Linked DNA regions of Mus musculus: region 1 is linked to region 2. Evidence: chromatin contacts called from ENCODE Hi-C or POLR2A ChIA-PET data. All regions are on one chromosome and are shown on one strand. The core of a region is the stretch at or near the end of the contact, and the rest is flanking DNA. Distances in the headings are between cores, read along the strand shown. Region 1 overlaps Syne2 (spectrin repeat containing, nuclear envelope 2). Region 2 overlaps Syne2 (spectrin repeat containing, nuclear envelope 2).

Region 1 (5,456 bases), core at 2,068-4,567, 33 kb before region 2:
TCTCTGACCTCCATATGCAGACAGTGGCATGTCTGTATAGACACACTCAAAAAATAATCGTTATTAAAAACGTTAGAATTTCTTTTGGCCAGACGATTGGTTGAAATAGATTTGTGCTACCACAGAAGGTCCAGCGGGGCCTTGGACTCTCACAATTCTGCCATCTTACTGATGCTGAGAGCCATGTTGGGTATGTTTTAAGGGAGGAAGGGCACTGACCTTTGCAAAGGCTGCTGGGAGCTGTTCTCCTGAGTCCACCTCATCAAAGCTGGTTAGAGAAGCATCCGGATCCTGAAAGCCACACCCAGTTGTTCAGTTTAGGGCAAAACCAAGTTGTAGGGAGCCGCCTGCACTGTGCTTCGTGAACCCTTAAAGGAGTAGCTTGTTCCCATCCTACCTTAATTCCTTCTAATTTACCCTCTCCTCCCATGTAAAAGACACACTTTCTCAGACAAAAGGTCATATAGCCAAAGCACTGGAAACCCACAATCCCAATTGGCTGTGAGGCTCCGTCCATCACTGATGGACTCGGGACTGCCCCAGCTCATTGAGTTATAGCACATTTTCAACAGAACTGAAGCTCAACAGATTAGAGGATAATTAGGAAGGAGACATGAATAGTCCTGAGAGAAAGTGAAGGCTTGTATCCAGCACGAAGGTAGAAAAGATGACGGGTACCACCTCACATCTTCCTGCTGACAGATACCCCACCTGCCTCTTCTGAGGTACCCTGGCCACTTGGCAAGGGGCCTGACTCACCAGGCTTCTCTGCAAGGACATCAGATCTTGAGCCACTTGCTCTTGCAGTTGCTTGAGTTTCTTCTCGATCACGTGGACCTTCTCTTCGGCCTCAATGTAGTCTTCTCCTTGCCCCTTCACCAGAAGGCTGGAGGAAATCTCCCGCAAGGAGCTGACTTGAGGCTGACGGGCTACCAACTCCTTTTCTAGGCGCTGAGAGCAAAATGGTGTAAGACAGTTGTCAAGGGGAGGGCGGGCGGTGCAGCTTTCTGTGTTTTGGGAGGAATAGTAGGCGCAGCTCAATCCCGGAACTTACTTTGGATCGTTGATACCAAATAGCTTTGCACTATTCAGAGAGCGGCTGAACAGGTTGTGCCCAGTCCCTGTTTTTAACCCCCTTGAACTCTAAAGATACTTTGATGTTGAGAAATTTGAGGGAGGAAGGGAAGGAGTATGCTATGAAAAGCCCAGACCCTTATACTCTAGGGCAGAGAAACTGAGGCCAGTCAGTTCACCCAGACCTGTTAGATGGAGCATGCCACTTAGCTACCTGGTGGGTGCACCGGGCCAGTCACTTAAGGGCTGTCTTCTTGCTATGTTCCATTCAAATTAAAAGAAGAAATCGGTTTCAAGAACATTCCAATCCCTTGGTAGCCACCTGAGGTACGGAGGTGGAAGATACCCACTCATGGAGAGAAGTTCTCTTGGGCACTGTGATATAGGGAGTGGAACTCTACAGGGATTTTAGTATAGAATTTTATAAAAGCAATCCCAGCAATTTTAAATATAAAATACTGAAAATGAAACTACATGTAAGCTTATAGGTAAAAATAAGTCACCTCTGAGACATGTGAGAATGTAGAGGTCTTAGGTTGGCTTATTAGTGAAAAATAGTCTATAAAGACACGGTTACCTTCAGAAAATAAGACATTCCTACTATGAATATAGATAACACATGCAGCTCATCTTGGGCAATATGTCCTCCCTCCCATGACCAGGTGAACATTACAGTCAGCCCTCTGTGCCCGTGGGCCCTGTACTCAGAGTCTATCAGCCATGGATCAAAAAAACACAACAAAGAATTACCACTGTTCTGAATACGTGAATGCTCTCGTTATTATTCCTTAAGTGTGGCATAACAGAAATTTATATAGCATTTATATAACTCATTTATATTATACTAAGGATTGTAACTAATCAAGAAAGGATTCAAGATGCATGGCAGGATTTGTGTAGATTATATGCAAATATATGCATAAATATTTAAATATGCACAGACAAAATAAAGATTTTACTTGGTGGACTCAAGTACCCCCAAATCTGGGTATGTGTAGGAGTGTAAGGCCACCGGATATCCATGGAAAAAACATGCCTCAGTGGCCTTGACTTTCAAGAAAGTACCTTTAATACACCGATGTCCCTTTATTCTTAAAAGCATCTGGCTCTGGCTTCTCACCTCTCTGAAAGAGCCCATGAGTCACAGCCACCAACAGTGCCCAGAGCACTGGATGAAACCACCAAGGAGGACCTTGACCCATGGAGGCAGACAGTGGCTGGTGGGCCTGTGGAGGAGACTTACCATTAGGTCTTTCTGACACTCCAGGAGGACCTGGCGGTCGGCCTCTGGGCTGGTGACATGCGCCTTCTGCCTGCGGCTCTCTGCTGTCGCTAGCCACAGGAGCAAGTCTTGACTCAGCTGGTGAAAGTCCTTCAAGAAACAACACTTGTGAGAGCCCCGTGCTTGGGGGGTGCTGAGAGCAGCACACACACACACACACACACACACGACTGAGGGCGGGAGTGCCCAGAAGGAGCTTGCTCGTACATCTCCACTAGTCAGTAAGCAAAGGACCAGATTTCAGTGACAGGCCAGGGGCTCAACCAAGGAAAGAAAAAGGCAGGGAGGAAGAGGGAGGCATCAGCTATAAACTGATACCAGCAGTGGGGGAGGCGGGGAGGGCGTGTGAAGACCAAATATTTAATCCACTTTCTAGATGCAATGGTTGTGGGATCCCACCCCACATGACAGGCCGTGATGGGCTCATGTTCCTAAAGATGGACTCAGAGCTAAGCGGTGGTGGAGAGCTAATGCATGCTCACACTCATGTGGGTTGGGTAGTAGGCCAGCATTAAACACATCACATTGTTCAGTCCTAAAAATGAGCCCTAGAGTCAGGCTCAGGTCTCAGAGGGGAGTGCTGATGTCCCAGAGTTTCAGGGAATTGCTCTAAGTATCAAACTGCTCCCGTATTCAGGGCTAGGCCTATGATTCTCTCTGACAAAAGGACAGACAGAGGCAGTTCCCTCAACCAGGTGGCATGATTGCTGCAACCCTTACTCCCAGGGTGGGTATGGGCAACAGTCCTGGAAATGCTAGGTAAACACGGGGTCATTTTAATGGCATAGGGATGGGAAGGGAAACTTGATTACTTCCTAGCTTAAGCCAGCCTGGGGATGGTAAAAATATCTGCAGTTCCTAGCGTATGGGCCAGGCTGCTGCCGGGACAGGGCCCTGGGCTGAGTCAACTTACCTGGCACTGCATGAGTGACTGCCGTAAGTCTCCTCGCCAGCTGTCCAATACGCCCTGGACCGAGTCCCAGGACAGGCTCAGCTGATGGAGTCTATTTTGGAGTTCTGTGGCTTCGGGGCTCTGGCTTGGCAGATATTCCTTGTGGCTCACATTGACGGAGACCATCAAGGCCTTGTAGGTATCGAAGGCTTTTAGTATCTCCTAGGGAAGAGATCAGGTTAGGGCTTCGGACACCAGGGAAGAGGGGCTCGTTTTGAATACCTGTAAGGGACAGACCTCCTCCACACTTCTCCGAGCAGTGGGCACCAGGTCGAGCGCGAGCTCGCCCGTGAGTGGCTGAGAAACATCAGCTGAGGGAGCTTGCCTTACAAGGTTAGTGAGCTTGGCTGGCCGGCAGGGTTGGGGAACCAGAGGCCTGCCTCTGACAGGCTTGACCGGAGGCATGGAGAGAGCCTGCTGACCTCCACAGTCCCTTCTCTGTCACTGGCTTAGGGATAGTTCTAGGTAAGACTAAAACTTTTCCAGATAAAGACTAGGTAGCTATCTTGTACTTGCCCCTAGGAGCCCTAGAAACACCACTCCTCTAGGAGAAATGGTAACCTCTGTATCCACAGTGGGAAAGCACAGACCTGGAGAGAAACTGGACACCCTCAAGACTCCTGTCTTGGGTTTCAGGACCTCAGACTTATCTGCTCAGGGGACCCCCAAAATGCAGGGCTCAAGCTGCCTGCCCCTCCCCTGCACCCTGGGCTGGTGCTCCTGAGGCCTAGGGGCTGATCATATGAGTAACAACACGTCTTTAATTGTAACACAGCGTAGTCACAGTAGTCAGACCACAGGATTCCTCAGTCAATGAGCTGATCTGAACCCTTCCCAGGAAGACTCCACTGCTGGTCTCATGTAGAACTACCACATACCACATACAACCTCAGAAGGTTGGCTTTACCCTGCCTGACGATGGCTACCACACCTAAATCTACAGTCCAGATCTTTCCAGCCCCGAGGACCTGAGTCATATCTCTACTGTGCTCTTCTAGGTTTGGGGATTTTCTGTAGACATTCTCTCATGTGAAAAAGAGAAACCCGTGTCTTGGTCCTTACTGAGGTAAAAGCCACTTTAAGCCCAGGTCTGACCTGTTTGTCCAGCAGCACAATGCTAACCCTGCGAGCCTATGCTGAACACCCCCTTCCCCCCTCCACCCATGGCTCCACTCACTTGCAGTCTCTTCACCCTGAGCGCTATTTCCTGGATGTCAGAGGGAGGCTCGGCCAACTTCAGAGCTTCCAGCTCGGCCTCAGTTTTCCCAAGCCAAGCAGCGATGCTGCCGATGTCAGACTTGAGCTGCTGCACGGTCTGTTTGAGCCTGAGCTTGCTGTGAAGCTCCTGCGCCTGGATCAGCTCCCACCTGTCGAAGGCACCTGGAATCCAAAGCTGCCGATTAAAGCAAGCAACAGTGCAAGCGGATCTCAGCCATGAGCGGTCAGTCAGCTTCGTAAAGGGAAGTCAAGGATGCTCCGTGGAGGAGCCAGAGTTCTCTGTCAGGAGTCTCCAAGTTCTGATCCAAGGCCCATCCCTCCACTCCCACAAAGGCTGGAAGGCAGTGGGGACAGAGGCCAAGGAAACCCAACCCGTGGCCAATAGGTATTCTGGCCTCTGGCTTGGTATTTTAGGTAGCGTTGCTGTTCTGATTCATAGAGATCAGCACGAGGTGATCAGCTCAAAACAAACAAACAAAACAAAACAAAAAACATGCATTTCATCTTATGGGGATCCTTTGTCACTCATTGTGTAAAGAACGGTTTCCAAAGGGTCAGGGATGCAGCTGTGTAGGACACTTGTCTACCAAGCCTAACCCCAGCACTACAAGGGAAAAAAAATCCAATTTAAAACAAGATAGCTCGGGACTCATTCCTAAACACAAATTGACTCATTCCAAACTAATTGAGGCTGTTGTGGGGAAGGTTCAGCAGTCTTGGCAAATTCCGCCATTGCTTGATCCCTAGTTAATGTTGTATTATCAAGTGATAGCTGAAGGAAACACCTAGGCCCAGACACCAAGCTCCACATATCCTAACAGCTGCCCCTTTTTGGTACCTGGCTGCTGTCCCGTTAAAGTGGCCAGCTGCTCATCTTCCTGCTGAGCCTCCTTTAAGCCTTCTTTGCTGTCATCGGTGCCTTGACGTAAT
Region 2 (5,377 bases), core at 702-3,201:
TTCTGAAACCTGTTTCCTTTTCTTAAAACTTCAGACTTAACATTAACAAAAGTTTTTTCCACCCGTGATGACCACCATAAAAACTAACAAAAGGCAAAATGACGGTGCTCTGTCCTCTGTATTGATCGCCATGAAGCCCAAGGCAGAAAGGTTAAGGTGAGTACAGAGTCAATCAAGGCTCTGCTTCGGTTTTTGTTTCCCTTGTTCTTTCAGTATTTACATCTACTGTTCCCTCCACGAGAATTTCTAACTTTTGTGGCCTAAAGCTTTTCCCTTTCGGAAACTCATCAAGTCTTTATATCCAGCAGGCAGTGTCCTGCTTACTTATTTTGAAGATTAACTTATTTAAATCCAGATCACAAAGTTAAAAAAAAAAAAAAAGAAAAGAAAAAACACCCAGCCATTCATTAGTAATGCAAATGAACTACCTTAAAAGTAGTAAAAAGTTTGGTTTTTTTTTTTTTTTGAGAATTTAAACAAAACAAAATAAAACAAACAGAAACACCAAATCCCCAAACAATTCATTTAATTTATCTTGTCATTACACACTGTAGTTTTTGTCTGGAAACCATGAAAATGTCAGCAAACATTGGTCTGGAGCGAGCAGGCTGACCCCCAAAAGCCCAGTGCTCTATTGTACTAACATCAGGCACGGGGCTTCCCGGCTCCTTAGAGGGCTACGGGTTAGCAATTAAACTCACATCTAGATAATTTGAACCAGCCTTTCTAAAAGTTCATCTAATTCTCAGTTTCTGAGAAGTCACTGAAATCTTAAACGGGGTAGTGTAATATGGGGTAGCTAAGAGTTCTTCAGTAGTTTTAGCACCACATTTTATAGAAAGGGGAAGAGACGGCTGCACTCTCCTGAGATTTTTTTTTTCCCTCACCACGTACAAAAGAACTTCTGCTCTTCCCTGAGTGAGGTCAAGATACCAAATGCTCCAGTGTCCCGCCCAGCCAGATGCATTTAAAAGGCCCGAAATCTATCCCTAGAAAAACAAGCATTTTGCTCCCATTCCTCCAGAAATCTGTTTATTTTGGCTTTTAAAACTCCTGGCATGTGTGCCAGGATTGAGTCCACGGTGGGAACAATCGGGACCATCTGGGTGCGCTCTTTGAGTCCTAACTCTCTCAAGACTTCTCACAGATCCGGAGTGCTTTCATTTACAGAAAACAGGAATTAGAACAATTTAAAAGACACTTAGAGTACATTGTAACTACTAAGAACCAAGGTTCTGTAAAGTATACTATTTACTTCAAAGTGTAACTAAAAGTGTCTTTAGAAAACAGGTATTTACAAATGTCAAAAATTCATTGATACAAAAAAAAAATGAGATTAAGGCATTAACTTTTCCTGAGAATTTTATATCCTTAAGGGTCTTTAAGATTAACTGAACCCTTTAACTCCACCGTGATATCCTGTCATAGTCTGGAACTGTGCAATCGGCTAAACACAATTCCATTCTTATCCAGTACAAGTGATCTGGTAAGGCCATTAGGCTCTAATCACTCCAGAGTGTAAAAGGCTCTTAGAACTGAATATCTGAATGCAGCGGAAGCCTGGTTCTCTGATAGATAACTGCCTCCATGCCTGTGGGCATCAAGGCTGCGGTGTGGCAGAGGAGAAATACACAGGGGGGTCAGAGAGATCTCTCCTAACACGCAGATTGGTACTTCCCTAAGCAAGCCATGGAGCAGAATCTTCACAAGCATGGCCCTTGCTGCCATCCCAGCTTAAGGTGATCTTAAACCAAACCAAACCAACCCAACCCACCAGCCAAAACGAACTCAGTGGAAGTGTACAAAGTTACACAGTGAACTCTGTTAAAACAAAGAGGTCAATCTGTTAAAACCGGTTGCTGCCTCCTAAAGGACCAGCAGAGAGGCACAGGGGTCCCAGGATCCAAGGGCTCCTGCTTCAGCGAAGTCAGGATCCCTTCCTTTGGCCTTGGGACGCTTCAATCAACCCCCCCACAGCCCCGAAGGCGGCTGACTGACTTACTCTTAGGCAGAGGTCCTCCCATTGTCTGTGCAAAAGCTGGATCTGCTCCTTCAGAACCGTCACGTCCTCCGCCAGGATGTGCTGGCTCAAGTCGGCCTTCATAGTCTGAAGTTCTTTCAAGCTGTGCGTCCAGTTAGCCAGAGACTTCTCTACTTCCTGCATTTAAATGCGAGGAGAAAGGGAAAAATGCCTTCAACTCCAGCTGCTGTTGTTTCCAAACCTGTAGGCTAATCCTTTGATTAGACTCTGGGGGAGGGGAGCCTGGGAAGGGGAGGGACCTTCGGAATGAGAAACAGCCGCTCCCGCAGCCCTGCCTGGCTGCCTCCAGTCACCTTTCTCTCAAGGGGACAGACAGTCTTTGCTCCCTTCCAGCTCCTTCCCTCAGGTAGCTGGAGTTTAATAAAGTGTTTCTATTGAAAAACCATCCAGGACCTTTACCAGTCTTTGTTTGTTTGTTTTTTTGGTTTTTCAAGACAGGGTTTCTCTGTGTAGCCCTGGCTGTCCTGGAACTCACTTTGTAGACCAGGCTGGCCTCGAACTCAGAAATCCGCCTGCCTCTGCCTCCCAAGTGCTGGGATTAAAGGCGTGTGCCACCACCGCCCGGCTTCAATGAGTTTTTAAAATGAAGTCCTTTTCTGATCCAATGAAAGGTAGCATTTAATAAATGACAATCCTTTCCGCTGCAGAGGGAAGTGAAGGGACCAGCCCAGACACCCCGAGTCTGTTAGGTTTTAGTTGTGTTTAGGGTTCTTTATGTATGGCTCATTTTCCAGGCCTTCAGATGAAATCTGAAAGAAGATTTTGTGTCATTTACTCCAGAGATCAGTCCGAAGAGCGGCTACAGTAACGAGGCACTAATTCCCATTGATAGTTTTCCAGTGTTCTAAAAGCTAGAGTGGTGTAGTCTCTTAACTTGCTAAATTCTCTATGTTTCTCATAAAAATGGTCCAGAGGAAACTTTCAAAGTCTGCATAAAAATGGCCAGGCACAGTGATGTACACCTTTAATCCCAAACAGTCAACCACAGAGCTATACCCCCAGCCTGGGACCTCTGCTTTATAGTCTCATTGCTCCTCTCTTTTCTCCCTACAGTACACATACACACCCCACACACATGCATACAGTGTAGCTATGTGGTTAGCATGTATCTCCCCAACAGACTGTACTGACAGACTGGCAGGGACCGGAACAACACTGCTTCTGAAATACACCCTTCTCTTCTCAAGTTGCTTTGTGTCATGGTGTTTTATCATGGCACCTGCCACACGCCTGGTGCATACTGAATCGTTAGATATGATGAGTTATATGTATGAATGAAAAGAAAGGAAAAGGAAAGCAGCTTGTCTAGTTTGTACCAATAACTCTTTTTGGTCGTTGTTTATCTGTTTGGTTTTGCAGTAGTGGGGACTGAACTCAGGGCTTCGTGCAAGTTGGGCAAATGACTTACTATGAAGTACTGAATGGCCTGGTACTCGATATGTTGTTTAGGCTGGGTTCCAACTTACAGTCCTGCCTCAGCTTCCTAAACTGGGATTAGGGGTTTTATACAACCACACAGGGCTAAGAGCTTTAAAATGTTCTTAAGTGTTAAGAGAAAGACAAAGAAGTCAAATAATACGCAGGGAGGTGTAGTATGTGAGCTAATTACAGCCAATGATCACTTCTGTAGAAACATTCCAGGAACCACGCCTCGGATCTGGGAGTGTATCTCAAGGGTGGAGACTTGCCTAGCACACAACAACACACAACCGGCTCTGGGTTCCTTCCCTTGGAACCATCCATCCGCCCAACCAAAGAATGCTACAGCCTTTAAGTTAAAATGCCCCTGATTTACTAGAAAATGATGGCAAAAGAGAATAAGTCAGCCAGATATAGTTTCCTTTATCTTTAATCTGATAAATGGTCTGTATTGCAAAATTACCTGTAAAATCCCAGTTACCATATATAGAGCATGATATAAAACTTCAAGTTGTTTATATTTAGCAGCGCATTACCAGACTCTAGCTGGATTCCCTACAGCAACAGGCAGCACAAGCCTTGCCCTGTTCTTCTGCGCTACCATTTGAACTAAAGGGGAAGGATAGATACTGTGCAAGAGTGAGGGTCTGAGTTGGAGCCTCAACTCCCATGTGAAAAAGCCAGGCATGGTAGTGCATGCCTCCCAGCACAGGGAGATGAAGACAGGAGGATCCCTGAGCCTGCTAGCCAGCAAGCCTAGTTAAATCAGTGAACTGCAGGTTCAGTGAGAGATCCTGTCTCAAGCAAATCAAGTGGAGAGCAATGGAAGATGACACTGGACACTGACCTCTGGTCTTCATGTATACATGCATGTCAGGGCATGCACACATACATGGATGTATATACATACATGCACAGAAAGGGAACAAAAGATGAAGACATATGCACGTGCGTGTACATGGACAGGATATTTTATCTTGGGAAGAATATTCAACAAATTAGCCACATCAATTCCTGCGGTAAGGAATGGGAGAAAAATTTTAATATACATCTTATGAACATTCTGAATTTTGAACCATGTGACTATATTATTTGAAATTTTCTTTAAAATTAGAACTGCTCCAATAAATTGATCTTTCAACAAGTCTCAGATGTCCACTGTAGCAATTTTCATAATAGTATATAGAGCAGTGGTTCTCAACCTTCCTAATGCTGTGACCCTTTAATACAATTCTTTGTGTTATGGTGACCCCCCCAACATAAAATTATTACCATTGCTACTTAATAACTATAATTTTGCTACTGTTACGAATTGTGATGTAAATTTCTGTGTTTTCCAATGGTCTTAGGCAACACCTGTGAAAGGCACAGTCAACCCCCAAGAGCTCACGACCCACAGGTTTAGAAGCGCTGATACAGATAGAGTCTGTGTTAGTCAGGAATCTATGAAAGCTTTATATTTAGAGACATTACATGTCAGGCTGACCATACCTCATTCAAAATACTTATAACAAGAAATGCTTCATACCTCAGAGTTTGGGGGATTTTTTTTTTTTTTGAAATAGGAATGCTTAACTTGTGTGTTTCTGGTGAGAGTGTATATGTATTGTGTGTGTTTGTGTGTATGGCTGTGTGTGGTATATGGGTATATGGTATGTGTGTTGTATGTGTATGTATGGTGTGTATGTGGCAGGTGTCTATCATGTATGTGTCTGTGTTCTGTTATTCCCACATGAAGTTGGCCATAATGGGACATAGCTTTATGAGGAAAGGAAGGCTCAGGCAGGTTGGGCAGGTCACAGACTCTTCCGGAATCATATCCATGGTCCTAGATAGGCCTCCAGTTACTTGGGATATGTTTTGGAATCTGGTTATTAGTCAGATGAATTTGTGGATCTCTGCCATGATTGTTTCCAC

The links. Hi-C counts contacts between places; a loop is a spot of excess contacts on that map. ChIA-PET counts read pairs that join two places held with the same protein, here RNA polymerase II (POLR2A).
Region 1: a map of T-helper 17 cell shows a loop between it and region 2 (2.0-fold over the local background). The contact joins two enhancer-like sites. A Hi-C loop is called at or near these places in 1 of 37 maps with a recorded cell type or tissue (T-helper 17 cell). POLR2A ChIA-PET finds 5 or more read pairs at or near these places in 1 of 5 experiments (Patski).

What each region holds. Positions count from the first base shown.
Region 1 is chr12:76,102,979-76,108,434 of GRCm38, reverse strand. Syne2 (spectrin repeat containing, nuclear envelope 2) reads right to left here. Exons shown (of 116, transcript NM_001005510.2): 108 at 5,365-5,456; 109 at 4,486-4,688; 110 at 3,270-3,470; 111 at 2,318-2,446; 112 at 760-951; 113 at 220-291; 114 at 124-148. Among named protein-coding and RNA genes, the nearest start is that of Esr2, 72 kb to the left of the region's middle. Within about 2 kb of position 3,317, at least 1 of the 3 ENCODE cell types and tissues checked has a DNase peak (open chromatin) inside an H3K27ac peak, as active enhancers do.
Region 2 is chr12:76,068,909-76,074,285 of GRCm38, reverse strand. Syne2 (spectrin repeat containing, nuclear envelope 2) reads right to left here. Exons shown (of 116, transcript NM_001005510.2): 97 at 2,003-2,158. Among named protein-coding and RNA genes, the nearest start is that of Esr2, 110 kb to the left of the region's middle. Within about 2 kb of position 1,951, at least 2 of the 3 ENCODE cell types and tissues checked have a DNase peak (open chromatin) inside an H3K27ac peak, as active enhancers do.